3 separate regions of the Homo sapiens genome follow, and all the other regions are linked to region 1. Evidence: chromatin loops called from intact Hi-C (ENCODE). Cell type or tissue: PC-9. All regions are shown on one strand. Links, peaks and the distances in the headings refer to the core of each region. The heading gives the core; the rest is flanking DNA. Region 1 holds the start of LOC105376080 (a long non-coding RNA gene). Region 2 holds the start of LOC101927191 (a long non-coding RNA gene). Region 3 overlaps TMC1 (transmembrane channel like 1).

Evidence for each region. Peaks named below come from ENCODE experiments on the same cell type or tissue, not always from the same donor. Only the 100,000 strongest peaks of a DNase experiment are listed, where the experiment ranks them.
Region 2: it touches region 1 in a loop (4-fold over the local background); 12 of 110 quality-filtered maps call a loop at or near these places.
Region 3: it touches region 1 in a loop (9-fold over the local background); 7 of 110 quality-filtered maps call a loop at or near these places.

Annotation. Positions count from the first base shown.
Region 1 is chr9:72,474,139-72,484,239 of GRCh38, reverse strand. It overlaps LOC105376080 (a long non-coding RNA gene), which reads right to left and starts at 6,172. Exons shown (of 3, transcript XR_929925.3): 1 at 5,856-6,172; 2 at 4,814-4,986; 3 at 1-133. RefSeq lists an enhancer at 6,893-7,187. In PC-9, for the core only: no CTCF peak of the experiment used is centred there; DNase peaks (open chromatin) are centred at 5,869 and 7,039; H3K4me3 peaks cover 1,310 bases; H3K27ac peaks cover 3,514 bases.
Region 2 is chr9:72,573,533-72,583,633 of GRCh38, reverse strand. It overlaps TMC1 (transmembrane channel like 1), which reads right to left. Exons shown (of 24, transcript NM_138691.3): 2 at 5,611-5,732. LOC101927191 (a long non-coding RNA gene) reads left to right here and starts at 6,105. Exons shown (of 5, transcript XR_242619.5): 1 at 6,105-6,216; 2 at 6,393-6,528. In PC-9, for the core only: no CTCF peak of the experiment used is centred there; DNase peaks (open chromatin) are centred at 4,273 and 6,013; H3K4me3 peaks cover 2,849 bases; H3K27ac peaks cover 5,000 bases.
Region 3 is chr9:72,536,047-72,546,147 of GRCh38, reverse strand. The region is part of intron 1 of TMC1 (transmembrane channel like 1); the gene reads right to left. Among named protein-coding and RNA genes, the nearest start is that of TMC1, 19 kb to the right of the region's middle. In PC-9, for the core only: no CTCF peak of the experiment used is centred there; DNase peaks (open chromatin) are centred at 3,017, 3,547 and 5,427; H3K27ac peaks cover 3,227 bases.

The DNA of each region.
Region 1 (10,101 bases), core at 3,181-8,180:
GGATTTACATTCGAGTTCCTGGAGGGAGGATCTGATGGGTTCATGTAGCAACTCTGCAGTAGTGCTACAGAGCTCTTCCTCCAGATCTCAGCGTTATTACAGATGATGGCTTTATTCAGGGAGGTGTCTATCCCTGGTCAAACAGAATAGGACAGACAGATAAAGTTGAATGTCATCTTTCCTCAGAATGGGGCTTTGAGCATGGAAACCACGTTAAGCATAATAGATTTCTCCCCAGATTAGTACTTTGGACTAGATCCCACATCTCCTCAGTTCTAGTATAGCATACAGTAGTGAGTAAGAAAATATTTCTGAAGCACAAATGACTGGGTTTTAATCATATGACCATTACTTCTAGCAAGTTATGCTTTAGATTATGCTCTGAGATAGCAAGTTATACAACTGAACATTCCTTATCTATAACATAGATTATCATATCACCTGTCGTATAGAGTAAGGGAGGACTGGGATTATTTACATAAAGTGTTTAGGAGAGTATCTGACCCATAAGTACCCCATAAATGTTAGATGTTTTATTATATTGTTTTCTTTGCACAGCACCTGTGATGATTTTAAAGTATGTCTAAAAATTCTTTGATATTTTTCCCATAAACGATGCAGTCTAATTCTCCTGCTTTGAGTATGGCCCACATTAGTGACTTGCTTCTTACAAGCAAAATACAACAAAAGTTATGCTGTATGACTTTTAAGGCTAGGTCAGACAAGATGATATTGCTTCTGCATTGTTGGGATTCTTGCCTTTGGAACCCAGACACCATGATGTGAGGAAGCTCAAAACCCATGGAGAGGCCACATATAGGTGTTCTGACCAACAGCCCTAGCTAAGGTCTCAGCCAACAACCAGCATCAATCACTAGCTATGAAGCAATGAGCCTTCAGATAATCCCAGCCCCAGGCTTCAAGTTTTCCAACTGACGTTCCAGATGTCATGGTGCAGACCCACTCCAAACTTTGTTTGAAATCCTGACCCACAGGATCTGTGAACAATTACTGACGGTTGATTTACACCATTTAATTTGGGGGGAATTTAGGCAGCCATGGCCTTTTATTTCTTCATCCGTATGAGAGTACTGTTTGTGGGGACCTTGACAGGATTCAGGAAACATCAGATTTTCTCTAAAGCTTGGCTTCTACACTGCAGTGTTTCTTCACTAGTGTGTTAGGCCGTTCTTGCATTGCTATAGAGAAATACCTAAGACTAGGCAATTTATAACAAAAGAGGTTTAATTGACTCATGGTTTGGCAGGCTGTACAGGAGGCATAGTGACATCTGCTTCTGGGAAGGCCTCAGGAAGCTTCCAATCATGGTGGAAGTCAAAGAGGGAGCAAGACACATCGCATGGCGAAGGCAGGAGCAAGGGAGGGAGAGAACAAGGTGCCACACACTTTTAAACAAGCAGATCTTGGGAGAATTCACTCACTATCATGACGACAATACCAACGGGATGTTGCTAAACCATTCACAAGAAATCTGCCCCTATGACCCAAATACCTCCCACCAGGCCCCACCTCCAACGCTGGCGATTACATTTCGATTTGAGATTCAGATAGGGACAGATATACAATCTATATCAACTAGGGAGTGGATTATAATGCCCAGGACTTTTAAAAATGCATAGCCCCCAGACATGCTGGCTTAGCACCAATTCTATGGGACTTATACATGTATAATTTGAAAATGTTCATTATTTAACTTCAACAAATCTTCACTGGGAGAGATCATTTACATACCTAGTCCTTACGCTGAATTTGGAGGGCAAGAGCTGATGACTTTCATTCACATTCATTAGTGCTCTATAAGAATCTATGTATGCCTGGCTTTCCTGCCAGGTGTCCTTTTGGGAAGACCATACTTCCTGTCTGTGAATGAATTAGAAGGATATTTGGTATTTCTGGTGTGTAGGCATCTTCTGATGGAATCCAGGTTAGGAATGGCAGACACCAAGCTATGATCTTCAACAGTGAATTCTCAATATATTAAGAAAAACCCATTTAAGTTTTCCCTTCAAAATCTGGAGAGCCGGTAACAAGACAAGGTTGTTCACTCTCATCATTTCTACAAGGTACTGGATGGTCGAGCCAGGGCAGTTAGGCAAGAAAAAGAAATAAAAAGCATTCAGATTGGAAAGAAAGTAAAACTATCTCTATTTGCAGATGACATAAACTTACATATAAAATTCAGAGAGTTTTGCAAGGCATCTTTTGGGCCCAGAAAACCAAAAAGAATTTCTATCTCCCTCCCACACTCACTAGAACAGAGATTCTCAAACTTTGCTATACAAGAGAGCTGTTAATCTTCCAACTATGCCCAGCTTCCAGAGACTGTGTTATCTGATGTACTGGGCTGCGAAATTTCATTTTAAGAAGCACCCCTAAGAAATCCAATGCAGGTGAATTTTAGATAACTTTGTAAAATGCAAAACAAAATCTTTCAAAATTGTTTAGCTCAATGATTTAGAGTATAATGCCTAGAACTTTATTGCCTGGGTTTGATTCTTGACTCTTCTACTTGCTAGCTGTGTGACCTTGAGCGCGGCACTTACCTTTACTGTGCCTCAGTTTCTCCAAATGTAGAATGGGGTTAATGATAGTGCACCTGCCTCACAGGTTTACTGCATGCGTTAAATACAATAATGTCTGTGAAACAGTTAGACTAAAAATTGTTCTAATTGTTCTTACTGTCACTTATTTGCTGTAGGGGAACTACCTGGTTATCCCTGGAAGCTATACCTTGCCTGTAGACACTATAGCAAAATGCAATGACTCTAATAAATGTAGGAAAACCACATGAACTCTGTTCATGCTCTTCTCTACTGACGTTCACATGCCCTCTCTGAAAAGCTATGGCAAAGAGACACATTCTGTTAGAAATCAAATGAAAACATGGGTCAGCCGATCCTTCCACAGTTCAAATCCCTCTCTGCCTTAATGATCATGGCTAATCTGCAGTGTGATTATCATATTTGGCATATTACCAGAGGTTTCTTTTTTCCATTATTTTGATTTATGCCATTAGTGAATCTGGTTTTCCATGCTCTGTTTTGTTTTACAGTACATTTCACCAAGAGTTCACTTCCAAATGCAAACATGAGGACTAATGCTCCATTTATGACTCATAAAATGTACTACTCCATTCCCCCCATTCACTAGCATGATAGCAAATCTTTAACAGATTGCCTTGCGCATAGGGAGGCAGCTCCCAGTGCTCACATAAATAATTTATTCTGATCAACACTTGCTCAAATTAATGGAAATGATAATGTACAGAAAGTGTTTTCCTGTGTTTCCAAGTCTATTCCCCAAGGCAACATTATTTGTATTCCTAGATATGCAGGAAACTGACCTGACGGTTCCCAGTTCAAAAATCACAGGTAGAGGCCTTGTTTTCGGAATTTCCTTACTCAGCTAAGAACAGAGTTTTCTTACAGTGTAAGGTCTATTACATACTAGATACTACGAAGTGACAGCGTGCTGGCAGCCCTCGCAGCCCTCCCTCGCTCTTGGCGCCTCTTTGGCCTCAGTGCCCACTCTGCCACGCTGGAAGAGCCCTTCAGCCCACCACTGCACTGTGGGAGCCCCTTTCTGGGCTGGCCAAGGCCGGAGCCGGCTCCCTCAGCTTGCCGGGAGGTGTGGAGGGAAAGGCGCGGGCGGGAACTGGGGCTGTGCGTGGAACTTGCGGGCCAGCGCGAGTTCCGGGTGGGCGTGGGCTCGGCAGGCCCCACACTGGGAGTGGCCAGCCGGCCCCGCTGGCCCCGGGCAGTGAGGGGCTTAGCACCTGGGCCAGCAGCTGCTGTGCTCAACTTCTCCCCGGGCCTTAGCTGCCTCCCCGAGGGGCAGGGCTCGGGACCTGCAGCCCGCCATGCCTGAGCCTTCCCCGCCCCCTACTCCATGGGCTCCTGTGCAGCCTGAGCCTCCCTGATGAGTGCCGCCCCCTGCTCCACGGCGCCCAGTCCCATCGACCACCCAAGGGCTGAGGAGTGCGGGCGCAGGGCGCGGGACTGGCAGGCAGCTCCACCTGCAGCCCTGGTGCGGGATCCACTGGGTGAAACCAGCTGGGCTCCTGACTCTGGTGGGCACTTGGAGAAACTTTATGTCTAGCTAAGGGATTGTAAATACACCAGTCGGCACTCTGTATCTAGCTCAAGGTTTGTAAACACACCAATCAGCACCCTGTGTCTAGCTCAGGGTTTGTGAATGCACCAATCGACACTCTGTATCTAGCTACTCTGGTGGGGACTTGGAGAACCTTTGTGTGGACACTCTGCATCTAGCTAATCTAGCTGGGACGTGGAGAACCTTTGTGTCTAGCTCAGGGATTGTAAACGCACCAATCAGCACCCTGTCAAAACAGACCACTTGGCTCTCTGTAAAATGGACCAATCAGCAGGGTGTGGGTGGGGGCAGATAAAAGAATAAAAGCAGGCCGCCCAGCCAACGTGGCAACCCACTCGGGTCCCCTTCCACAAGGTGGAAGCTTTGTTCTTTTGCTCTTTGCAATAAATCTTGCTGCTGCTCACTCGTTGGATCCACACTGCCTTTATGAGCTGTAACACTCACCAGGAAGGTCTGCAGCTTCACTCCTGAAGCCAGCGAGACCATGAACCCACCGGGAGGAACGAACAACTCCAGACGCGCCGCCTTAAGAGCTGTAACACTCAGGGCGAAAGTCCACAGCTTCACTCCTGAGCCAGCGAGACCACGAACCCCACCAGAAGGAAGAAACTCCGAACACATCCGAACATCAGAAGGAACAAACTCCGGACGTGCCGCTTTTAAGAACTGTAACACTCACCGCAAGGGTCCGCGGCTTCATTCTTGAAGTCAGTGAGACCAAGAACCCACCAATTCCGGACGCAATATTGTTATACTTTAGTGACAAGAGGGCAGAAATAGCTCTTATTGTATAATGCTGCTGTAATTTTTCTAAATCAGCCAACAACTATGGTTTCCTGAAGTAGCAAAAACCTGAAAAACAAAAAAAAAAAAGATGAAGCATTTCAGAGAGAATGAATCGGAGTGGGCTGGTGATTCATGCATCCTCAGGAAGAGAGTTGGACAGGACCTCTTAAACATCTTTCAACCCTGTATTTTGTTTTTCTACAATTCTACTCAAACACCAATTTATACTCAAATATTAGTTGCACCTCAGAAAGAAACAAGTTGTTTTACCCTCTCCTGCCCCCACAATTCCCCAGTGTTTTGGCTTTAAACTTTCCTCTAGAAAACTGATCAAACATGAACACAAGTTAAATTTAAGCCACTTTATTCATGTAATTCTTTGAAGCCCATAACAGTTATAGAGTGCGTTTGGGTAGCATTAAAGAAAAACTCCTCCGGCTGGGTGCGGTGGCTCACGCCTGTAATCACAGCACTTTGGGCGGCCGAGGTTTGGTGGATCACAAGGTCAGGAGATCGAGACCATCCTGGCTAACACAGTAAAACCCCGTCTCTACTAATAATACAAAAAAAAATTAGCCGGACGTGGTGGCGGGTGCCTGTAATCCCAGCTACTCGGGAGGCTGAGGCAGGAGAAAGGTGTGAACCCTGGAGGCAGAGCTTGCAGTGAGCTGAGATCGCGCCACTGCACTCCACCCTGGGCGACAGAGCGAGACTCAGTCTCAAAAAAAAAAAAGAAAGAAAAACTCCAAAGCAAATATATCTCTGGAGTTCAAGTCAGCATTTCACCTAGAGTGTAAGACAACACTATTTATTCTTTGGAGTGACAAGAAAGGATATATCTTTGACCTTAAATGACCTATTCTTGATCCCTGGTAAACATGAAAGGCTGGCAGCTAGGTATTTGTGTACTAAACTCCACCCCCTCATCCACATACCTTGTTTGGAGGAACTCAGAAGCACTTCCTGTTTGGGATCATGACTCAGGGCCAGAAATTGCTCCTTAGGCAGAGTTAGAGCAACAATATCTGCTAGTGGGACTGGCTCCTCCTAAAAGTCTTCTTTGAATCCCTCCACCCCCATTCTTCAAAGCCCAGATACTTAGAAACAAAACCTAGGAAGAGAGCAGCAGGAAAGCTGAGGGTCATCGTCAGAGGCAAAGCTCTTCCGTGTACCATGTATTGCCATTCCAGTTCACCTCCCTGCAGACCATTTCTGGGTTCCTGGCTTCCCTTCTCTCGCACAGATAATGTCCTGGGGGCAGGAGGAGTGTATCAAACACAGGATTACAGTTCTTTGAAGTAGTGACATCCGTTACAGATCTAAAGTCAAGTTTACAGGGCTGTCAGTAAGGGAAAAGGAACTTTGTGAGCTGAACTTTCTAAAATTAATCCACTTAAAAGCTACATAGCAATAGAGGCATAAGCAGGAGATACCCACTCCATCTCGAAGGAGACTTTTCCCAGTTGCAGAATTACCTGGTTAATTAATTCAGGCACCATAATAATTGAACTAATTTAAAGCCAGAATATCCATCATGGAACAGAAATAGATCTGCTGTTTTTATCAAGGTGATTACCAGGACAATTGCCAGACCTCTTAGTTTTGCTCCATGAAAGCCAAGCCAAGCCTGCTGGTTTACATACACTTTTACATATACACATGCCTTTGTATTAATAAATGAGAGTCCTCTGAGGACAATATTCACAGTCAGAAACTTCCCTCCCAGAAGTAAGAATAGGAAAGAAAGCAAAGGCTGTGTTCTCAATCCAGGCCATGGATTTTGTATAAATGAATGGAAACCTAATTTAAAAATCTATGTCCTTTTTGTGCCTACCTTCAGTGAGTTTCTAGAAATTATAATAAAACCCATTTATTGTCAAATAACAAAACAGTACATTGATGAGTGAAAGTTAAGACAGTTGTACAATTTCAAGCTGCTTCCAAGGAGGATGGAAGTTTGGCACATTCCCTCAGGATTTGTGAAGCTGTTCTTGCCTCTTCCAATATGACTCTTCATCCACATGAGCCTGAAGGGGTGGGGCTATTAGAGCTCCTTAACAGGCAGCCTTCTTTTACACCTGGCTGGTGAGCTGGCCTGAGACACCTCCAATATGTCTCTACTGTGAGTCACTATCCATAAAATCAGTGAGTCATCGACCACTTTAGAAAGAAATCCCACAGAGTTTTCTTCAAAGCAAGGGCCTCAAACTCAAATATCTACAGGGGCCAGGTAGGTAATGCATAGCAATGAGGATGAATGAGATAATTGGAAATCATGAACACTGGTTACTTCTGCAGTCTCTCCGTAACTCCAGCCAATCTTTGCATTGAGAGTTTAAGGGTCCCATTTTGCCACATTTTCTCATTTCTAAGAGATTACAGAATTCTGCTTTCTTGTTGTTTGCTGATTTATAAATGTTTGCAATAAATTTGATTTTGCAACATACTATGCTAGGAGGTCAAAACATATCTGTGAGAATAATCACCAATTTGTCATCTGTGGTTTTTAGTATCATCTCTGCACACATAAACACACATGTGTGCATACCCACCCACACACAAACAACCATCAGCCTCAAAAATGATGGATTCTGGGAGTTGAATTTGTCAAACTTCAATCATCCTTGGAAGTAGCTTGAAATATTCCTCATTCCTTTATCAATTTGCTATTTTGTAGATATTTTCCAGTAAAAAGATTTTATTATAATTTGTAGAAACTCATGGTAATAGGAATATAGGACACACATTTTTAAATGAGATTTTTCTTTCATTTACTAAAATATAAAATCCAATAGAGAAAATTCTATGTAAAGACTAAAAATCATACATATACCAAAAAATCGACATATTTCACCAAAAAGTGAATAATTAATGTTTTCTCCTCCAAAATTTTGTTTATTCTCCATAATTGCTAGAGTCAGAGAGTTTGAGTAATAGAGCCAGAAATGACACGCAGAGAGGTCATTTTCCTCACCTGTGTGAGATAAGCAGTAGCAGCAAACAGTTGCCAGGGTGTGTTATCATAGCTCACTGCAGCCACAATCTCCTGGGCTCAAGTGATCCTCCTGCCTCAGCCTCATAAGTATCTGGAACTACAGGCATGTGCCACCAAACCCAGCTAATTTGTTTTTGATTTTAGTAGAGACAGGGTCTTGCTATATTGCCCAGGCTGCTCTCAAACTGCTGAGCTCAAGCAGTCCACCTGCCTTAGCCTCCCGAAGTGTTGGGATTACAGGTGTAAGCCACCACACCCAGTCCAGTTAAAGCCACCACACCCAGTCCAGTTTGGTTTTTTTTTTTTGTTTTTTGTTTTTTTTTTGAGACAGAGTCTCGCTCTTTTCACCCAGGACGGAGTGCAGTGGCGCAATCCCGGCTCACTGCAACCTCTGCCTCCCGGGTTCAAGAGATTCTCCTGCCTCAGCCTCCCATGTAGCTGGGATTACAGGCACCCGCCACCATGCTCAGCTAATTTTTGTGTTATTAGTAGAGATGGGATTTCGCCATGTTGGCCAGGCTGGTCTCAAACTCCTGACCTCGTGATCCACACGCCTTGGCCTCCAAAGTGCTGGGATTACAGACGTGAGCCACTGCACCTGGCCGGCCTAGTTATTTATTTATTTATTTTTTAAAGGTATAGGCCAGGTGTGGTAGCTTATGCCTGTAATCCCAGCACTTTGGGAGGTCGAGGCGGGTGGATCACCTGAGGTCAAGAGTTTGAGACCAGCCTGGCCAACATGGTGAAACCTCGTCTCTACTAATAACACAAAAATTAGCCGAGCATGATGACGGGCGCCTGTAATCCCAGCTACTCGGGAGGCTGAAGCAGGAGAATCTCTTGAACCCAGGAGGCAGAGGTTGCAGTGAGCTGAGATCGTGCCACTGGAGGGAAAAAAAAAAGTATAAATGAGGAAAGAGTAGATGAGTTGGCATATTAAATTAAAACTTTTATGTCATACATTAAAAAAACTGTCAAACCAAAAGAAGTTTTCAATCAAAAAAGCTGTTACTGAACCAGATTATGAAAAAGGGATACTTAAGGTAAAACAGGGACTTCTGAGAACAGGCAAGTAGATTCTGTTCTGATGTTTAATCAGACATAAATATCTACAGAAAATTGTTCTTTAGAAAGAAAAATACATCTACTGTTCAAATACATATTTATTGTGGATTAAGAATGTGTCATACACATACAGGAGATATTCCCTGATGTGTTTATTGTAGAGTTGGGCAGTCACTGTGCGATGATGGTATCTTGTTCCCTGTCTCACCAACAGCAGACTTTATTTTCCTCTGGAGTTTGTTGAAAGGTTTTTCAGTGTTCTGAGAATTGGGAGTCATTATGGAATGCACACTGAAAATACTTGCTTATTCAGAATAAGCTGAAAGTAAAGGGCTATTATTTCCCGTCTGAATCGTTCTAATGGGATGGGTCATCAGTTTCTTTCCAAAATGTTTATATTTAAAATGTTTTCCTTTTTCTCTCACTGAAAACTTCTGTTGCTTAAGAGCAGAGTAACTGTGTTTGCAAACTCCTGATGACCCTGTGTAAGCACCATGATTACAAACTCAAGGCTAGACTTCAATGCTGTATGTTATATCACAAAATAGCTGCTAAAAATCAGACTCTGTTCAGAGTGATTTGGGGAGAGGTCGTTTTGTTTCCAAATTTACCGTTATTATTATTCTATGCATATCCACAAATCAGTTGGCCTTTCCAATTGTGAAGTAGTTACTATTAGCTGTATTTAGAGAATTGAGAACGCACCTCTACTATATGGAGGTGGGCTTTGGAATCTGAAAGACTTGGAATCATGTCCTGCTTCTGCTCCTTAGTAGCTGAATGATCTTTAGCAAATCCTATAACCTCTGTGGGCCTTTGTTTTCCTGTCTTCAAAATGGCATTCAGATCTGCTCTTCAGGGTTGTTGTGAGATTAAAAGAGAAAATTACTGTAAAGCATTAAGCACAGTGGTGAAAATTTAATAATAAATATGTTAGGACAAAAGCAGTTTCAGTTTGTCAGGATGTAAGCCACAGAAACAACTTTCCAAGAGAAGTCAACGAGTAACCTTCAGAGGAAATTATTGAGTTTTTAAAGCTGGTCATTTCCATTTGCTTATGAAAAAATTGTTTGTGCTTACTAGGTTCAAGGAGAATATGTATGAGCAGGGAGGGAAAAGAG
Region 2 (10,101 bases), core at 3,403-8,402, 99 kb before region 1:
CCAGAAAAAGAAAACATGCCATTGCTTGAGGGAAGCAAAATTTTCCTGGCACTTCCTTTTGAAACAAAAGCTCTTGTATAAGATTTCTCATTAGAGTTGTTGAGTCAGCAAACAATTGAGTCTCAGTTGGGATTTTGGTGCACAATTTTTTTGTTTTGGGAACTGCTAGTGAAGAATCATATGGAAAGAGGCAGAGCAAAAGAGATTAATGTAGTGAGGTTATTTTATCTGCTCTTAAATAATAAAGATGGGAACATGTCTAATAAATAGAACCAATGCAAAGCATAACATAACATCCCAGAAGTAGGTGTCAAAATTATTTTCCTGTTTTCATTGCTTTCATTTGTCTGTTTATTTGGGGTTTTCTTTCGTGGAGGGGAAGGGGTTGTTTTTGTTTTTGTTTTTGTTTTTTGAGATGAAGTCTCACTCTGTCACCCAGGCTGGAGTGCAGTGGCACAATCTCAGCTCATTGCAACCTCCGCCTCCCAGGTTCAAGTGATTCTCCTACCTCAGCCTCCTGAGTAGCTGGGATCACAGGCACACACCACCAATCCAGCTAATTTTTTTGTATTTTTAGTAGAGACAGTGTTTCACCATGTTGGCCAGGCTGGTCTCAAACTCCTGACCTCAAGTGATCCGCCTACCTCAGCTTCCCAAACTGCTGGGATTACAGGCATGAACCACTGCGCCCAGCCCTGTCTGTTTATTTGTAATGACAATGAAAACATTTATGCTTCTGCTTTGTGGAAATTTTGAATGGAAATTTAGATCACTGACTCAATATTTCTGAGGTTTAGTGTGGGTTTAACAAGTGGGATATTGAAAAAGGTATTGAACAGCTTACATTTAATCATTAAGCTAGAAATAAAACAGAAATAAATGAAAATGATCTTTTCTCAAAAAGTCTTACATGAAGCACTGAAGCTTTTCAAAATCAAGAGTGTTATTAAGTTTTGATTTACCCCATTCATTGAGCTAGAAATGTAGAAATCCAGAAATTCAGGATTCTATGCAGCAAGTTAGCATACAGCTAGACAAGGCGGGGGCAATAAGAAAGGGGAGAAGAGGAATTTTAAAAGGCTAGTCAATCTATTTGAAAGCTTCCAAGGGGGCTATGTGAATCTCACTTTGAGAAGTAGATCTGCTCCTGGATACTAACTAAATCCTCAGTTAATATGCAGGCTGCCTATCCAAGCCAAGATCAACTGTGCTTTAAATTTCAGTTTAAACATTCTGGTGGGCTGGGGGGAAGGTAGGGAGCTAAGTAAATTATCGTACAGACAGGACATTAAAGCATAGCACAATTTTCTAAATATGTTTTTCTTGCTGTTTGCCAACATTTACAAATCTTTGCATGTTTATTGTTAAGATGCTATCGGCTGAGCACAGTGGCTCACGCCTGTAATCCCAGCACTTTGGGAGACTGAGGCGGGTGGATCACCTGAGGTCGGGAATTAGAGACCAGCCTGACCAAGATGGAGAAACCCCATCTCCACTAAAAGTACAAAATTAGCCAGGCATGGTGGCGCATGCCTGTAATCCCAGCTACTCGGGAGGCTGAAGCAGAAGAATCGCTTGAACCCAGGAGGCGGAGGTTGCGGTGAGCCGAGATCGCGCCATTGCACTTCATCCTGAGCAACAAGAGCGAAACTCCGTCTCAAAAAAAGAAAAAAAGATGCTATCATTTCCTGTAAAGTTATTCAACATGAAAACTGATAGCACTGTTTTAATGATTCTGTTTTCTGCTAGTCATCTCAAAAATATTCTCATCAACCTAACACACAAAAAAAATTCAGACTATTTTCAGCACTGTGGAGCATGAGAATGTAAAATGTGAAGTGTTCACCCCTAAAATAGTTTACTAATAAAAATAACCAGACTTTTGAGTCACTCCCCATTATTAAGTTTTATTTATAGATTTCTGAGCTGTTACTCAGGAAAAACAGTGGAGATGAGAAGGCAATAAACTGCTAAGCAAAATATACCAAGAACATATTTGATATTTGAGGAGAATTTGAAATTGAGCTGTGCTGATACTTCTTGCAAGGTCACTGTGTAGCAAAACTGTAATTCTTCTTTTAGTAATAAAACTGGCCCAAGAGTCCTCAGGGCTAAGAGTGCTAATCCAGTGAGAATACATTGAGAAAGAAGAATGAAAGACAGAAATGGAGTCAATGCATCTCAATATACTGACTGCAATTCCAGTTAGGATATAATCCATGAGCAACTCATTAAAAATAAAAACGTGATCATCACAGATGGCCAGAGATACAACCTGATATTTATTCATGAAATATCCTTGTGAAAAGTGGCATTAATAAAACAACCTGGGAAGGTAAACATAACTAGAGAAAAATAAATAAAGAACCCTAAATTAAGTTTTCCTTGTCAACCTTCTATTTCCCCTTATGCTAGTTAAGGGTGATGCATTATCCATCCAAGAAAGCTTTAAGTACTTGAACTCCAAAATGCTAATCTTTCACCAATCATTATGCATTATTTATGGGGCTAAAGTATTGGAATAAATTCATTTTTTATGTATTCCAAATAGCATAAAAATTCTTTTGAAGTTAGGATCAAACTGTTTTACAGAGTTATCGAACTTTTGCAGTGAAAGCTGGACTTTCTGCAAATATAGAGAGAGGCAGAGGAGAGTGAGCAAAAGTTGTTTGCCACCCTGAAACCTCTGACTGAGGATGGGGCATCATGCTAGCATCTCAGGTTTGACTTGGACATCATTTAACCCTGAATGAGATTCTAGTTTTGAAGAGGTGTTGTGTTATCAGTAGATTCATGTTCAAAAATCTGCCCACCCTGCTTCACTTTGAAGAGACACAATTTAATGTTAAATGGAATTTTCCAAGGCCACTAGATATTTTTGTGTAAGGAGGAGTTGTTTGTTTGCTTGTTTGTTTTTCGTCTGGGAATTCAAGCTTGGAGCAGAATGCCAGTAAGTTTTTCTCAGTTGTGGTATATATCAATTAATGAAGTAAATGTGACCAAACTTAACTCTGTGTATGTGCTTGTATGTGTGGTGTATGCACTGGCATGCACACACACACACACACACACACACTGCTTCACTGTCAGATTTAGAGAAGAGGTTTGGAAGTTAGTGTCTTCAATATCTTAAAATGTACATAGGAAGAAATTAAGAGACTGAGGCAAGACAGTGCAAAACCCAAAGCCAGGTTGGATCCCTGTACTCAGTCAGATACCATGAGCAATGTGAGGAAATGAGAAGGGTGTGTGTAATAAAACTGCTGGTTGAGGAAGATATGAGTAAGGCTGCACAGTGAGCTGATAGTGAGGTTTCTGGGAAAGAAATAAGGCAATACTTTGGAGTAAAGAAACAAGGAAAGAGATAAGACTATATAGTAGGAAAAGATATAGTTCCCCATGCTTCTTAAACTTTGAGAAACATTTAGAGGCCTTCATAAAATGCATATTCCTGGACCCTACCCCTGAAGAAACTGATTCAGTACGTCTGAGATGGCACTCAAGTATTTGTGTTTCTACCAAGATCCCAGGTGACACTGATTCTGCTAGTCCACGGACCACGCTCTTTTAAATAGCAAAGCTGTAGATGCTGACAGATCTGAGTCAGAACCCCTGCTTAGCCATTTCTTAATTGTGCACCTTTGGGAAGATGACCAAGGCTCTCTGAATCTTGTTTTCCTCATTCTTTTCTTTTTAAATTATTTTATTTTTAAATTTTTATCTATTTATTTATTTATAGACCAGGTTATGAGACTGGCTAATTTTCGTATTGTTGGTAGAGACAGGGTTATGCCATGTTGCCCAGGCTGGTCTTGAACTCCTGGGCTCAAGTGATCTACCCACCTTGGCCTCCCAAAGTGCTGGGATTACAAACATAAGCCACTGCACCCAAGTATTGTTTTCCTCATTCTTAAAATAAAAATAGAGACTGCATAAGACTGTTGTGAAGATTGAATAAAATAACATATTTAAAGCACCTGGGACGTAGTAGCAACTTCACATACACTTCCATTTTTATCCCTTCTGAGTACAGAAATAGGGAAAATAGAATCATGACCCAAGAGGGGCTCCAGGAAAAAGGGGAGGGGGCTGTGTGTCTAGAAGCTAAAGCGGTGGTTCTCAACCCTGGACTGGCATCAGAATCAACCGGAGAGCCATTTAGAAGTGGAGATTTCCTTGAGTCAAAGGACTGAGTGGAGTCTACAAGGCTTGCTTGGAGCCTGGGTGATTCTGGCGCCAGGCCCGAAGTTGAGCCCCAGGGACATATAGAAGTGTGAGTCAGATTTCCAAGGCAGAGTCCTGGAGAGCAGAGACCAAACAGGTGAAGCCAGGAACTGAGAAGACAAAGTTTTAAACTCATGAGCAGTAACAGAGTTAGGAGAAACCAGAGAAAGAAGCTTGCAGATAAGAAAGGGGAGTATATTAAGGATCAGTGTGAGTAAATACTTAGGTTACAATGACTTGCACCTTTAAAAAGTTAAATAAGCAGGTTATAAGTAATGTGATTACAACTCCTCACTGTATAGAAAGATTCAGCTCTGCAATCAAATGGATGCTACTGATTTTTCAAAGTAGACAAGATAGCATAAAGAGGTAAAAAGAAACTGGGAGAATTCCAGAAGCCCTAGATCCTCAAAAAGCAATTCCCAATTTGAGCTACTCTCCCCAATCCAACCACAATAGTAGAAACTGGAAATTCATCCAACGACCAACATCGAAAGGAACTACAACTGGGGGAGTTTACGATTCTGAGATGCCCCATTCATTCTATTCTTCTTTCCCCAGACCCTCAGGCACCACTACAGTGTGTTTCTCAGAATGCCAGAAATTGAGAAAGGCTGCGGGTGACATGGTTTCCTTGATAAATATGAAAAATGACATGTATTATAACTCTTTGTTGACTATGCCCTAGGCACATTAGCATATTTAATACTTTTAAAAAGCTCCTCTATTAGAAATCCTTATTTCAGTAAATGCTTTTGTAACCTCCCTCCTGTCACTAGCTCGTCAGAGCACACACACTCCATAGAAAACAGTCCTACGGCAAAGTCTGTAGTTGCCGCTCCCTCTGCCTGCCCCATTGCCAAGATCTGTAACTAAAAGCTGCACTGTCTAAATGCAGAGTTGTTCGGACTCCAAAACACTTCCTGTTGAAAGGAAAACTTCTCTTGGCTTTCAGATTCATTGCTTGCGAAGGAGGGATAAGAGCATCACTTGTTTGTCAGTTGGCTTTCATCATTGGTGCAGTTAGTTAATAAGCAGACAGTATGTTAATAACATGGACATACCTGCTTGAGACTCTCTGCCCCCGTAGGGAGATCAGAAAATACACACACACACACACACACACACACACACACACACACACGCGTGCGCGCGTGCACAAAGGAGGGTGGAAACAAGTTATTAAAGAGAAGATAATGTGCTCAAAGTCCTTGAGGAGGAAAATAAAATTACAACCAACAGGCCGGGTGCAGTGGTTCATGCCTGTAATCCCAGTACCCTTAGGTGGATCACTTGAGGTCAGGAGTTCAAGTCCAGCCTGACCAACATGGTGAAACCCTGCCTCTACTAAAAATACAAAAATCAGCCAGGCATGGTGAGGCATACCTGAAATCCCAGCTACTCAGGAGGCCGAGGCAGGAGAATCACTTGAACCTGGGAGGCGGAGGTTGCAGAGAGCCGAGATCGCACCACTGCACTCCAGCCTGGGCAACAGAGTAAGATCCCATCTGAAAATAAATAAATAAATAAATATAAATAAAGAATAAACTAATTAATTTCTAAAAATTACAAGAGGCAGAGCCCAAAACACAGCATGCTGGCTGCGTGAAGACCCATAACTCAGTTGGCATGTTTTTCAGCAAGCTATTACTCCCCTCCCTTGAAACTCCAGCTTGTAAATATATTTATAGCTGCTCCACACAATATGCCGGATACTAAAAAAAAAACACTGAGTCATTGTTCCTGGTGAACCAGTTTTGCAAGAGTTAATCTAATCCCTGGCATGAAGCTCAATATGCTTTGCCAAAAGCTTCAGCAAGGAAGAATCCCGCTTTTGGCCTAAAGGTTAGCTGATCTCAATCAGGCTGCTACAGAAACTCAGCATTTATTGACAGGGCACACTGTTTTTGATCTGTCTAGAAATGGAGGCATTATGAAGTGCACTTGCCAGTACCTGTGTTAATTGATGAGTCTCTCTTTTACACAATCATAGTAAGTGCCCTGAGAGTTTTTGGCTTCTTGTTCCTTTGCTCCACCCGTCCCTGTGTGCTGAGGCACAACAGTCCACTGGAGTGGGAGTTTCCAAATCAGATGTGTCAGCTTTTCCTAACAACTCGCAGAGTGATTAAAGAATTTTAAAGCAAGTAATTTCACTGTGACTCCCCTAGGTTATGAGCAGCCCAAGAGGAGGAACAATGGTAGCTCCAGAAGTTCTAACAGGAAGAGGAAAGGGTCAGAGATTTTATTAAGAAAAGAATTTTGGAGGAGTAATCAGCGGATTTGACTTGAAACAATAGCTGCAGAGTAAGTACATTATTTATCCTTAAATTGTATGCTGTAGCTTCATTAAAAAAAAATAGCAAACATTTCCGAGAATAATTTCTGTAAGATTGAAAAAAATCCCAGTTGGCCATATTGCAGAATAACACCAAGGCTGGTGAGTAAAGCACGTTCCAGGAGGTAGAAATTGGGAGTCCAGGGCACCGGGCGCGGTGGCTCATGACTGTATTCCCAGCACTTTGGGAAGCCAAGGCGGGTGGATCACGAGGTCAGGAGATCCAGACCACCCTGGCCAACATGGTGAAACCCTGTCTCTACTAAAAATACAAAAAAATTAGCTGGGTGTGGTGGCGCATGCCTGCAATCCCAGATACTCGAGAGGCTGAGCAGGAGAATCGCTTGAAGTTGGGAGGGAGACAGAGACTGCAGTGAGCCGAGATCGTGCCACTGCACTCCAGCCTGGCAACAGAGCAAGACTCCGTCTAAAAAAAAAAAAGAAAAAAAAAAAAAAGAAATTGGGAGTCCAGGGAGGGGCTGGTCAAAACCCATCAAGCCATCCCTTGGCATTGGGCAGGAAATGTAACTGATTCATCTTGACATCCCAGCTCTGTGTACAGTCGTTGGCACAAGAAGGAGCTCCGTAAATGTTTATTGAATCAAAGAGGTGCTGAGCACCTAAAGGAGAGGAGGAAGGGAAGGTTCGAGAAGATAGAGAAGAGAAAAGAGGGTCAGAAAGGAGAAAGGGGAGGGAAGAGAGAGGAGGAGAGAGACAAGAAGGAAGGGAGAAAGAGGAGGGGCTAGAAAAAAGACCATGACACAGTTGGCCCACAAGCTGAGAGTATTTATGGTGCTCTAAGAGGTCAAGTATATTTTTACCCTCTTGGCCAACTAATACAGTTGTTAAATGTCACCATGATCACAGCTCTTGCTCTATAAAACTGGATATATGTTTTCTCACATTAGAGCTGTTTTCTAGAGTTGATTTCCTACAGCTTAGTTTGACATCTTAATGAAGATTCCACCACGAGTATGCCATCTCCTCAAATGGTGCCATCTTTTCAGGCACAGAGGAAACCTGCCTTACTTCTGCAGACATTACCATCAAAAACATTGTCATTGTCCTGGGTCCCCTTCCCCAACGAGTTATTTCTGTACTTCTGAAAACTTGTTTAGCTGATGGGAAAACACATGTGAGCCTAGTTTGTGTGTGTGTGTGTGTGTGAGCCCAGTTTCAACTGGCCCTCTTTCCTGACTCATAGGAACCAATCAGAAACTTGTGTTCTGCAGCTCTGTCATTTCCACTCCAGAGAAGAAAAATGTCACAAGCCCTGGATTGTGAAGTAACAAAGTGAGCAATACAAAATGAGCCAGAGAAAGACCAGATCAAGGACCCAGGGCCACCCCAAAAGCTGCTGTGACCCCATGTCCTTCTCATATGAGGCTTCTTTGTTTCAGTTAGTGTCGCCTTCTGGGCAAGAATGGACCAATGAAAGGCAAACCATCTGTGTGTGTGCTTCTCTCAGATGCCCACAAAACTCCCCATAGTTGTTACCTTCTGGGAAGCTCCGAATGTTGTCATTGTTCCTGATTTTCCTATTCGAGAGATTTGCAAATTTAACGACATGGTATTTAATCTTTAAACCTTATCAGGCCAGGCACAGTGGCTCACACGTGTAATCCCAGCACTTTGGGAGGCCGAGGCGGGCAGATCACCTGAGGTCAGGAGTTCAAGACCAGCCTGGCCAATATGGTGAAACCCCGTCAGTACTAAAAATACAAAAATTAGCCGGGCTTGGTGGTGGGTGCCTGTAGTCCTAGCTACTCGGGAGGCTGAGGCAGGAGAATCACTTGAACCCGGGAGGCAGAGGTTGCAGTGAGCCGAGATCACGCATTGCACTCCAGCCTGGGCAACAGAGCAAGACTCCATCAAAAAACAAACAAACAAAAAAACCTAATTTGCTGTTGTGGAATATCAACACAAATGGGATAATACAAGTACACCCTTTGTACAAGCATCTTATTATTTGTCTCTATATAAGTAGAAAGATGGAGGTGAAAGAGTGGTCAAGGAGGGGCTGGGAGGGAAAGCATGACAAAAAGAAGGACTGGGGCCTCACGACAGTTGGCCACCAGCTCTGGTCACCACACCAAACTCAAGGCACTAAAATCATTCCATAAGAACATGGGGCACTGTACTAGCTCTGGTCCTGACTTTCTAGGAGCCTAAGCTTTATGGTGGAGACAGATGAGTGAACAGTTACAATGAGGGAGCAATTTCAACAATGGGGGTGAAGATGGGGAGATCAGCAGCGTATGTGGGGACTAGTAGGAATGTATGGTCAGAGAATACTTCTCAGAGAAGCTGACTTCTAGAAATTCACCTTGCATGCATCTTACTTCTTATGACCCCCACTGCAGAGCAAGGATGCATGTAAAAAGTGACAAGGAAGTAACCATTATCGACCTTAAGTTAACCTGGCATTCTGTATCAGCCCAGCTTCCTGTGGTTAGCAGGTGGCCTTTTACAATCGCCCTCTGACATTTTCCAGTTGATCCCAAAAGCTAATTCCATATTACCAGGGGAAAGAGTGATGTTAAATGCCTTTTATAAAAAAGGAAGCATTTATTGAAACTGAATCATCAACTTTAATCTGGGTTGCTTTCTGAAATGGGAGCAGTCTCTGCTGCAATATTCAGATATTGGCCTTGCTTTCCTGATAGCACCATATCTGTTTCTGAGCCAAGGGATCAGTCAGGATGGCAACCCATGCTGGAGCAGCCAAGAGCTTGGGCGCCCAATTAAATGGAGGTCACTCATCACACTTCCCTATTTGTGTTCTTTAACCATCTGTACTGGAGGAGACCCTGTTCACAATTCTTTCTGTTCTCTTTTACTAGCCCCAATCCTACCATTTCAAAAATGCTTTGTTTCCAAAGAATATCCATATGGAGCATGGAGCATGGCCACTCTCTAATCAGAATAGCAAAAAGTAAATTAAAAGGAACAAGATCATGGCTTTTGCAGGAACATGGATGGAGCTGGAGGCTATTATCATCAGCAAACTAACGCAGGAACAGAAAATCATATACTGCGTGTTCTCACATATAAGTGGGAGCTAAATTATGAGAACTTATGAACACAAAGAAGAAAACAACAGACTCTGGGGTCTACTTGAGGGTGGAAAGTAGGAGGAGGGAGAGGAGCAGAAAAGATAACTATTGAGTACTGAGCTTAATCCCTGGGTGATGAATCATCCGTACAACAAACCCTCTTGACATGAGTTTACCTATGTAACCAATTTTCACATGTACCCCCTAACCTAAAATAAAAGTTTAAAATAAAAGAAAAAAGACAGTAAAAGGGAGAAGTTCTCAAAAGAAAACATTTGACATAAATGCCACTAAAATATTGCAGTAACAGAAATCCTAATTAAAGGGAGATGAAATGAGTCTGTTTTTCTCCGAGAATGATTTAGAATCATTATAAACCATATAAATGAGAACAAGACCAGCCACTTTTGGCTAAGCCACCCTGTACAGGAATCTATTGCCTGCCCCCTTAATGGTTTAAAGCAAGGTATGTTCTCTTCCAAAGTT
Region 3 (10,101 bases), core at 2,305-7,304, 63 kb before region 1:
CTAATTTTTTCATTTTTTTTTTTTTTTAGTAGAGCTGGGGTGTCACCATGTTGGCCATGCTGGTCTTGAACTCCTGACCTCAGGTGATCCATCCACCTCGGCCTCCCAAAGTGGTGGGATTACAGTTGTGAGCCACTGCACCCAGTCTGTACCATCAATTTATGATTAATTTTCTAGTGAAGGTTTGTTTTTTTTTTGAGCGATGACATTTGAACTTTTTTGAGCGATGACATTTGAAAGCCACTATAATTGATCTGAAAGAAGCGAAGGTATTGTCAATTTTAAAATTTGTGAAAATTACTGCGCAATAGGATTTGTATTTCACCAACCATATCCTTTTGTTTAAGATTTTTTTATGGAGACCGGGTGTGGTGGCTCACGCCTGTAATCCCAGCACTCTGGGAGTTCGAGGGAGCCAGATCACTTGAGGTCAGGCATTCGAGACCAGCCTGGCGAACATGGTGAAACCCTATCTCTACTAAAAATTCAAAACTTAGCTGGGCATGGTGGCAGGTGCCTCTAATCCCAGCTACTCGGGAGGCTGAGGCATGAGAATCACTTGAACCCAGGAGGCAGAGGTTGCAGTGAGCCAAGATGGCACCACTGCACTCCATCCTGGGCAACAGAGTGAGACTGTGCCAAAAACAAAAAGTTGACAAATCTGGTTAAACTGTCTATTGAAGCTGATTATTTTTAAAAAGATCAGTTTTAATGAAATCATTGACCAGTTTGCCAAAGTTAAGTCATTAAAACAGAAACTATAATATTGTTATACATTATTGTGACAGACCAATATATATGTAAAAGGTTTTTTTTTAAAAAAAACATATTAATGTAATTACAAAGTATTAATTCTGAAGCATAAGAAGAAGTCAGCCATTCAAAGGGCAGGGCTACAAATGCCCATCAATCAATGAGTGGATAAAGAAATGTGACATATATATATATGTGTATATATACACATATAAATGTGTGTGTGTATATATGTGTGTGTGTGTGTGTGTGTGTGTATATATATATCATGAAATACTACTCAGCCATAAAAAGGAACATATTAATGGCATTCACAGCAACCTGGGTGGAATTGGAGACTCAGGAATGGAAAACCAAATATTGTATGTTCTCACTCGTAAGTGGGAGCTAAGCTACGAGAATGCAAAGGCATAAGAATGATACAATGAACTTTGGGAACTCAGGGAAAGACTTGGGGGGGTGAAGGATAAAAAGCTACACATTGGGTAGAGTGTACGCTGCTCAGGTGATGGGTGTGCTAAAATCTCAGAAATCACAACTAAAGAACTTTTCACGTAACCAAAAACTACCTGTTCCCCAAAAACCTATTGAAATTAAAAAAAAAAAAGGTAAAAAGGCTGGGAGCGCTGGCTCATGCCTGTAATCCCAGCACTTTGGGAGGCCGAGGTGGGAGGATCACCTGAGGTCAGGAGTTCAAGATCAGCCTGGCCAACACGGCAAAACCCCATTTCTACTAAAAATACAAAAATTAGCCGGGTGTGGTGGCAGGTGCCTGTAATCCCAGTTACTCAGGACGCTGAGTCAGGAGACTCACTTGAACCCAGGAGGTGGAGGTTGCAGTGAGCCGAGATTGCACCACTGCACTCCAGCCTGGAAAACAAGAGCAAGACTTTCTCACAAAAAAAAAAAAAAAAAAGTTAAAAAATCAACAACAAAGGGAAGGGCTAAGATCAGTCCACCTGGAAGAAGCAGCAAGCTCAAAGACCTTGAGTTAGGAAAGAATGTGGGGTGTTTGAAGAATTAAGATGAGACAAACATGGCTTGAGTGAAGTGGATATACCTTGAGGGGCCTGGTCATATGACACCTTATAGGCTCTGGACATGAATTTAAACTTTATGTTAAGCACAAAAAGAAACTATTGAAGTGGCTGGGTGCAGTGGCTCACACCTGTAATCCCAGCACTTTGGGAGGCCGAGGCGGGTGGATCACAAGCTCAGCTGTTCGAGACCAGCCTGACCAACATGGTGAAACCCATTTCTACTAAAAATACAAAAAATTATTGAGGTGTGGTGGCACATGCTGTAGTCCCAGCTACTTGGAAGACTGAGGCAGAAGAATCACTTTAACCCGGGAGGCAGAGGTTGCAGTGAGCCAAGATCACGCCACTGCACTCCAGCCTGGGTGAAAGAACGAGACTCCATCTCAAAAAAAAAAAAAAAAAGAAAGAAAGAAAAAGAAAAAGAAACTATTGAAGCATTTTAGGAAGGAAAGTCACTGGGTGTGGTGGCACATGCCTGTATTCCCAGCTACTTGGGAGGCTAAGATGAGAGGATCTCTTGAGCCCACGAATTAGAGACCAGTCTGGGCAACACAGAGAGACCCTTCTCTTAAAAAATTTAAAAGTTAAAAAATAAAAAAAGATTAAGCAGGACAGTGGTGTGATCAAACTTTATATATATATGGCCTCCCAGGTTCAAGCAGTTCTGCCTCAGCCTCCCAAGTAGCTGGGATTACAGGCACCCACCACCATGCCCAGCTAATTTTTGTATTTTTAGTAGAGACAGAGTTTCACCATGTTGGCCAGGCTGATCTCAAACTCCTGACCTCAGGTGATCCTCCCACCTTGGCCTCCCAAAGTGCTGGGATTACAGGCGTGAGCCACTGTGCCTGGCTCAAACTTACATTTTTAAAAGATAATTCTGGCTGCATTGCAGAAAATTGATCAGAGGGGAGTCAGAGTGAAAATATGAAGACCAATAAGAAGGTTATTCCAATAATCTATAAGGGAAGTGGTTGTAGCTCTGGACAGACTAGTAGCAGGGGAGATGGGAAGAAGTACATAGACCTGAGATGCAGGAGATAGATCTGGGAACTAAATTTAAGGAAGAACAGATAGGATTTGCTCATGGGGTAGATGGAAGAAGTAAACAAGGAAGAGGAACCAAGGAAAAGTTCCCAATTTCTGGCTTAAACAATTAGTGGATGGTGAGGTCACTAGTTGAGATGGGAGAGAAACTAGTTGAATGAGAAAAATCACTGTGTCAAGGCTCAAAGGCAACCTTACAAGATGAAATGTAAACATAAAGATAAAATGTAACATGACACCTTCTTTTTTTAAAAAAAATTATCACATAGAAAAAAACAAGTGAAGGTCTAGTGCATATTTTCATTTTACACATTAGAAAACTGAGGCCTAGCTGGGTGCGGTGGCTCATATCTGTAATCCCAGCACTTTGGGAGGCCAAGGTGGGTGGATCATGAGGTCAGGAGTTCGAGACCAGCCTGGCCAAGATAGTGAAACCCCCATCTCTACTAAAAGTACAAAAATTAGCTGGGCGCGGTGGCAGGCACCTGTAATCCCACCTACTCGGGAGGCTGAGGCAGAAGAATTGCTTGAACCCGGGCGGCAGAGGTTGCAGTGAGCTGAAATCATGCCATTGCACTCCAGCCTGGGCAATAGAATGAGACTCTGTCTCAAAAAAAAACAAAGGAAGAAAGCTGAGGCCTGAACAGTAAAGATGACTTGCTCAATGAGTCAGTGCCTGGATCAGAATTCTTTTTTTTCTTTTTCTCCCCCCTAGGCTGGAGCGCAGTGGCACAATGTCAGCTCACTGCAACCTCTGCCTCCCGGGTTCAAGTGATTCTCCCACCTCAGGCTCAGGAGCAGCTGAGATTACAGGTGTGTGCCACCACACCCAGTTAATTGTTTATTTTGAGACAGAGTCTTGCTCTGTCGCCCAGGCTGGAGTGCAGTGGCGCTACCTCAGCTCACTGCAACCTCCACCTCCTAGGTTGAAGTGATTCTCCTGCCTCACCCTCCAAGTAGCTGGGACTTCAGGCACATGCCACCACACCCGGCTAATTTGTGTATTTTTAGCAGAGACGGGGTTTCACCATGTTAGCCAGGATGGTCTCCATCTCCTGACCTCAGGTGATCCTCCCACCTCAGCCTCCCAAAGTACTGGAATTACAGGCACGAGCCACCGCGCCGGGCCCTTTTTTGTGTGTATTTAGTAGACATGGGGTTTCAACAAGTTGGCCAGGTTAGTTTCAAACTTCTGGCCTCAAGTGATCCACCCACCTCGGCCTCCCAAAGTACTGGGATTACAGATGTGAACCACCACGCCCGGCCTCTTAGGTCAAATTCTTTGGCTCTAGTATTGCAAATACCTCACCCAGATTTTTTATTTTTGGTTTTTTGTGTTTTTTTGTTTTTGTTTTTTAACAATCCTTTCTCTTACATCCTCTTTCAGTTTTTCAGCTATGTGTGCTAATAGAGCTTATGACCTCACTTCTTCCTAAGGGCACAGACTGATACCAAGAAGTTTCTTCCTGACTTCAGATCTTTCAGTCTAGTCATACCTTGTTTCTGAGAAGTACATAAAATGCCGTTGATCTGGAAATTTTCATCTATCAAGCTTCCTCTTCTAAAGCCAATACCCCCAAGACCACCCTGGAAAGCTTCTAGGCTCTTTTTTTTTTTTTGAGATGGAGTTTTGCTTTTATTGCCCAGGCTGGAGTGCAATGGTGTGATCTTGGCTCACTGCAACCTCCACCTCCTGGGTTCAAGAGATTCTCCTGTCTCAGCCTCCTGAGTAGCTGGGATTACAGGTGCATGCCACCATGCCCGGCTAATTTTTGTATTTTTAGTACAGACGGGGTTTCATCATATTTGTCAGGCTGGTCTCGAACTCCTGACCTCAGGTGATCGGCCCGCCTCAGCCTCCCAAAGTGCTCGGATTATAGGCATGAGCCATCGCACCCAGCCGCTTCTAGGCTCTTTAAGTTATTCAAACAATTCATTCAGACAAATACTTATTCAGTATCTACTGTTCTGTATGGTTTGAATAACTCAAAAGTATGAGATTTGATTCTTGGCACCAACAAGTCTTAAGTTTGGTTGGAGAAGTTAAGACATAGATGTAAGAATTGATTAAGTGATAACACTGGTTGGTGTAAAGATTTGGCATCAAAATAGGTGGCTAGCACTGTAAGAGCTATGACATTTCAGAAAAGGTAACCATCCATGTGGGCAAGAGAAATCAAAGATTATGGGGCTAGAGATGGAAACTGAAGAACAATTTGGCATTGAGAAAAAGGAAAGGAGGGTAGATTTAAATTTGACCTGGAAAAAACAATTCAGTTCAGGACCTGGCCACATCCAAAACAAAAGTCAGAAGTTTTAATAAAGCTGGGTAGTATTGATGATTGGATTTAATGGAGGCAGATAACTAATCATTATATCTGTATTAACTCACTGAAGCTTCACAACATCCCTATGAGGAGGTACTATTGTAGCTCCATTTTATGTATAAGAAAATAAGGACACAGAGTGGTCATTTAATTTGCCTTAGTCACACAGCCAGCATGTTGTCATGCTGAGTTTCAAGTTCAGCTACGGGGCCTGTGCTCTTAACCACTACAGCATGTGGCCACTTGCATGAGCTCTCCTGGTTTGTAATAGTCAAAGGGTGGGGCATCAAAATGACCACAGCAAGGTTCTGGGAATCATGACTAGGGACAAAAATAAATGACTACCAACACGCGACGCAGAGACAGATTGCAAAGACAAACAGGCATAAGAGCCAACTTCAAAACAGTAAGGACAAGGATAAAGATCGGAAAGGAATAGTGCCAGGTTTGGAGAGGAGGTGGAATTAAAAGAAAAAAAAGTCAGAACGAGGAAAGTCAAAGATGAGGAATTTCCCTGAGGTAAATTCCTGGCAGAAAGCTGGTCTGTCTGCCCCTGATTTTACTACCCATGTGGCTATCTCTGCCATTGTACCTTAGGGAAGTCATGCAAGCCTCAACAGAAGAATAAATGGAATAAAATTTGATAGTACAGGCTGAGCATGACTGCTTAGAGTACACCAAGAACTCACCTTCCTACCCCCCATTTCCTGGGATAAAGAACAAATATTAGAAAACAACAAGAAACAAGGTGCTGTACTTTGGATGTTCGCCCTCCCAAACTTCATGTTGAAATTTGATCCCAATGTTGGAGGTGGGGCCTAGTGAGATGTGTGTGTTATGTGGGTGGATCCCTCATGAATAGATTAATGACCTCCCTGGCAGGGGTGGGAGTGAGCGAGTTCTCAATCTGTTAGTTCCCTCAAAAGCCTGTACCTCTGTTAAAAAGACCATGGTACCTTCCCCTCCTCTCACGCTCTTCCTCTCTCGCCATGTGATCTCTGCACATGGAGGCTCCCCTTCACTTTCTGCCATGAATGGAAGCTTCCTTGCCTTCACCAAAAGCAAATCCTGGCACCATGCTTCTTGTACAGGCTTGCAGAACTGTGAGCCAAATAAACCCCTTTCTTTGTAAATGACCCATCCTCCGGTATTCGTTTAAAGCAATGCAAAATGGACAAAGTCAGAATACTGGTACCAAGTAGTGAAATGTTGCTGTAAAGACAACTGAAAATGTGGAAGCAACTTTGGAACAGGGCATTGGACAGAGGTTGGAAGAACCTGGAGGGCTCAGAAGAAGACAGGCAGATGAGGGAAAGTTTGGAACTTCTTAGAGATTAGTTAAGTGGTTTTGACCAAAATGCTGATAGAAATATAGATAGTAAAGGCAAGGCTGAGCAGGTCTCAGAAGGAAATGAGAAACTTACTGGGAACTAGAGCAAAGGGTTCCATGTTATGCTTTAGAAAAAAAAACTTGGCTGTGTTGTGTCCATGCCCTATGGATTTGTGGAAGGCTGCAGTTAAGAGTGATGACCTAGGATATCTGGCGGAAATTTTGTTTTGTTTTGTTTTGTTTTTGAGACAGGATCTTGCTCTGTCACTCAGGCTGGAATGCAGTGGCACGATCTAGGATCATTGAAACCTCCATCTCCTAGGCTGAGGTCATTCTCCCACCTCAGCCTCCCGAGTAACTGGGACTACAAGCACATGCCACCACACCTGGCTGATTTGTTTTTTTGTTGTTGTTTTTTTTTTGTATTTTTTGTAGAGATGGGGTTTTGCCATGTTGCCCAGGCTGGTCTCAAACTCCTGAGCCCAATTGATCTGCCCACCTCAGCCTTCCAAAGTGCCTGCCTCTCACAGGCATGAGTCACCATGCCCAGCAGCAGAAGAAATTTCTAAGCAACACAGCATTCAAGAAGTGGCGTGGCTGCTGGAAATCAAAATTAAAATTCAAACTCCCCCAATCAACTGAATGGACCCCTTGGTCAAGGAGATCCCAAAGAAACCTGAAAAACTAGCTCATGCCATAGCAAGATGAGAGGGTACCCAACATGCCTTATTACACCCTCCCCCTTTGGAGTTTAGACACAAATGACCAGCATTAACATTAAAACAGAGATCATATGACTGACAAGACAGACTCTTTGTAGCAATAAGATACCAAATTTGAACCCGACTCTGATATAGCATCACATGACATAGCAAGACCTAAAGGAAATAAAAGTATTTTATTGTCCAGGTGTGGTGGCTCATGCCTGTAATCCCAGTAATCCCAGCACTTTGGGAGGCCAAGGCAGGCAGATCACTTGAGGTCAAGAGTTCAAGACCAGCCTGGCCAACATGGTGAAACCCCATCTCTACTAAAAATACAAAAAAATTAGCCAGGCATGGTGGTGGACACCTGTAATCCCAGCTACATAGGAGGCTGATGCAGGAGAATCGCTTGAGCTGGGGAGACGGAGGTTACAGTGAGCCGAGATCGTGCCACTGCACTCCAGCCTGGATGACAGAGCAAGGCTCTGTCTCAAAAATACGATACAATACAATACAATACAATACAATACAATACAATACAATACAATACAAGTATTTTATCCCAAAATATATTTATTTGACATTTTGAAAAGGCCCTGCAATGTTGTCTCTTGTGGAGGAAGTTAGTGTTCTGTAGAGAATCTCTCCCTTACCAAGTTTTTTCCAGAGAGTCTGACACCTTTTAAGTTCTAATAAGAGACATTCATCATCTATTCACTCTGAAGCCTGCTACCTGGAGGCTTCATCCACATGACAAGAACCTTGACTTTCACTTTTTTTTTTTTTTTTTTCAGACAGGGTCTGGCTCTGTCACCCAGGCTGGAATGCAATGGTGCAATCTCAGCTCACTGCAACCTCTGCCTCCTGGGCTCAAGTAATCCTCCTGCCCCAGTCTCTCGAGTAGCAAGGACTACAGGTGTGCTCCACCATGCCCATCTAATTTTTTTATTTTTTGGAAAGACAGGGTCTCATCATGTTGCCCAGGCTGATCTCAAACAGATTGCCCAGGTGGCAATCTGACCACCTCAGCCTCCTAAAAGTGCTAGGATTACAGGCATGAGCCACAGTGCCCAGCCAACCTCTTTATCTTAACTCAAGCTGACTTCAACTGTTCAGGCAGAGCTTAACTCATTCAACCATTGCCAATCAGGAAATTTTTGAATATACCTATGACCTGGAAGCCCCCACTTGTAGATGTCTTGCCTTTCTGGGCCAAACCAATGTATACCTTGCATGTATTGATTTATGTTTTTGTCTGTAACTTCTGTCTCCCTAAAATGTATAAAACCAAGCTACACAAAACTACCTTGGGCACATGTTCTCAGGACTTCCTGAGGCTGTGTCATGGGCCATGGTCCTTAACCATCGCAAAATAAACCCTTACATTGATTGAGACCTGTCTCAGATACTTTTTGGTTTACACTGCTTTTAATTGTAAATATGATTGTAAACTAGATATGGCAGCAAATGAGTGACCTAAAGTTGTAAATTGTAACTAAAAACCAAGTAAAGCATAAAAATTTGGAAGATTTACAGCCTGGCCCTGTGGTAGATGAAGAAAGAGTGTTTTCAGGAGAGGAATTCAAGGATGCAGCCAAACACTTGCTAGAGAGATATTAGCATGACTAAGTGGGAGCTAGGTTCTAATAGCCAAGACTTTGGAAAAAAAAGGCCCCAAAGGCATTTCAGAAACCTTTGAGGCTGCTCCTCCCATCACAAGCCTAGAGGCCTAGGAGGACAAAATAATTTTGCAGGACAAGCCTGGGGTACCACTGCCCTGTGCTGCCTCAGGATGCTGCTGTCTGCATCCTGGCCACTCTGGCTCCATCCATGGCTCCAATGGCCCCAGGTACTGTTTGAGCCACTGCTTAGGTGGGTGTAAGTGGTAAGCCTTGGTGGCTTCATGGTGTGAAATCTGCAGGTGCCCATAATGCAAGAATGTTGGAGGCTTGGCAGCTTCCACCTAGATTTCAGAGGATTTATTGGAACACCTGGGAAGGCAGGCAGAAGTCTGCCATAGGGTCAGATCAACCACACACAGCCTCTACTTGGGCATTATCTATTGGAGGTGTGGGAGCAGGGCTACCACCCTCCAGACCCCAGAATTATAGAGCCACCAGCAACATACAACTGCAGCCTGAAAAAGGCACAGGCATTGGGCTTCAATCTGTGAGAGCAGTCACGTGGGCTGCACCCAGCAAAGCCAAAGAGTGGGGCTGCCTAAGGCCTTAGGACCCACCCCTCACACTACTATGCCCAGGATGTGGTATATGGAATCAAAGGAAATTATTTTGGAGTTTTAAGAATTAATGTCTGGCCAGGCGCGGTGGCTCACGTCTGTAATCCCAGCACTTTGGGAGGCTGAGGCAGGCGGATCACGAGGTCAGGAGATCAAGACCATCCTGGCTAACACAGTGAAACCCCGTCTCTACTAAAAATACAAAAAATTAGCCAGGCATGGTGGCAGCTGCCTGTAGTCCCAGCTACTCAGGAGGCTGAGGCAGGAGAATGGCGTGATCCCAGGAGGCAGAGCTTGCAGTGAGCCGAGATCGCACCACTGCACTCCAGCCTGGGTGACGGAGCGAGACTCTGCCTCAAAAAAAAGAATGTCTGCCGCACTGGGTTTCAGACTTGGATGGGACCTGTTACCACTTTCTTTTGGCCAGTTTCTCCCTTAGGGAAATGGGAATGTTTACTCAATGCCTGTACAACCATTGTATCATGGAAGAATATAATTCATTTTTTATTTTTGCAAGCTCACAGCTGTAAAGAAGTTGCCTTGAGTCGCAGGTGATACTTTGGACTTTGGACTTTTGAGTTTATGCTGGAACAAGTTAAGACTTTTAGGGACTATTAGGAAGAAATGATTGTATTTGAATGTGAGAAGGACATAAGTTTTA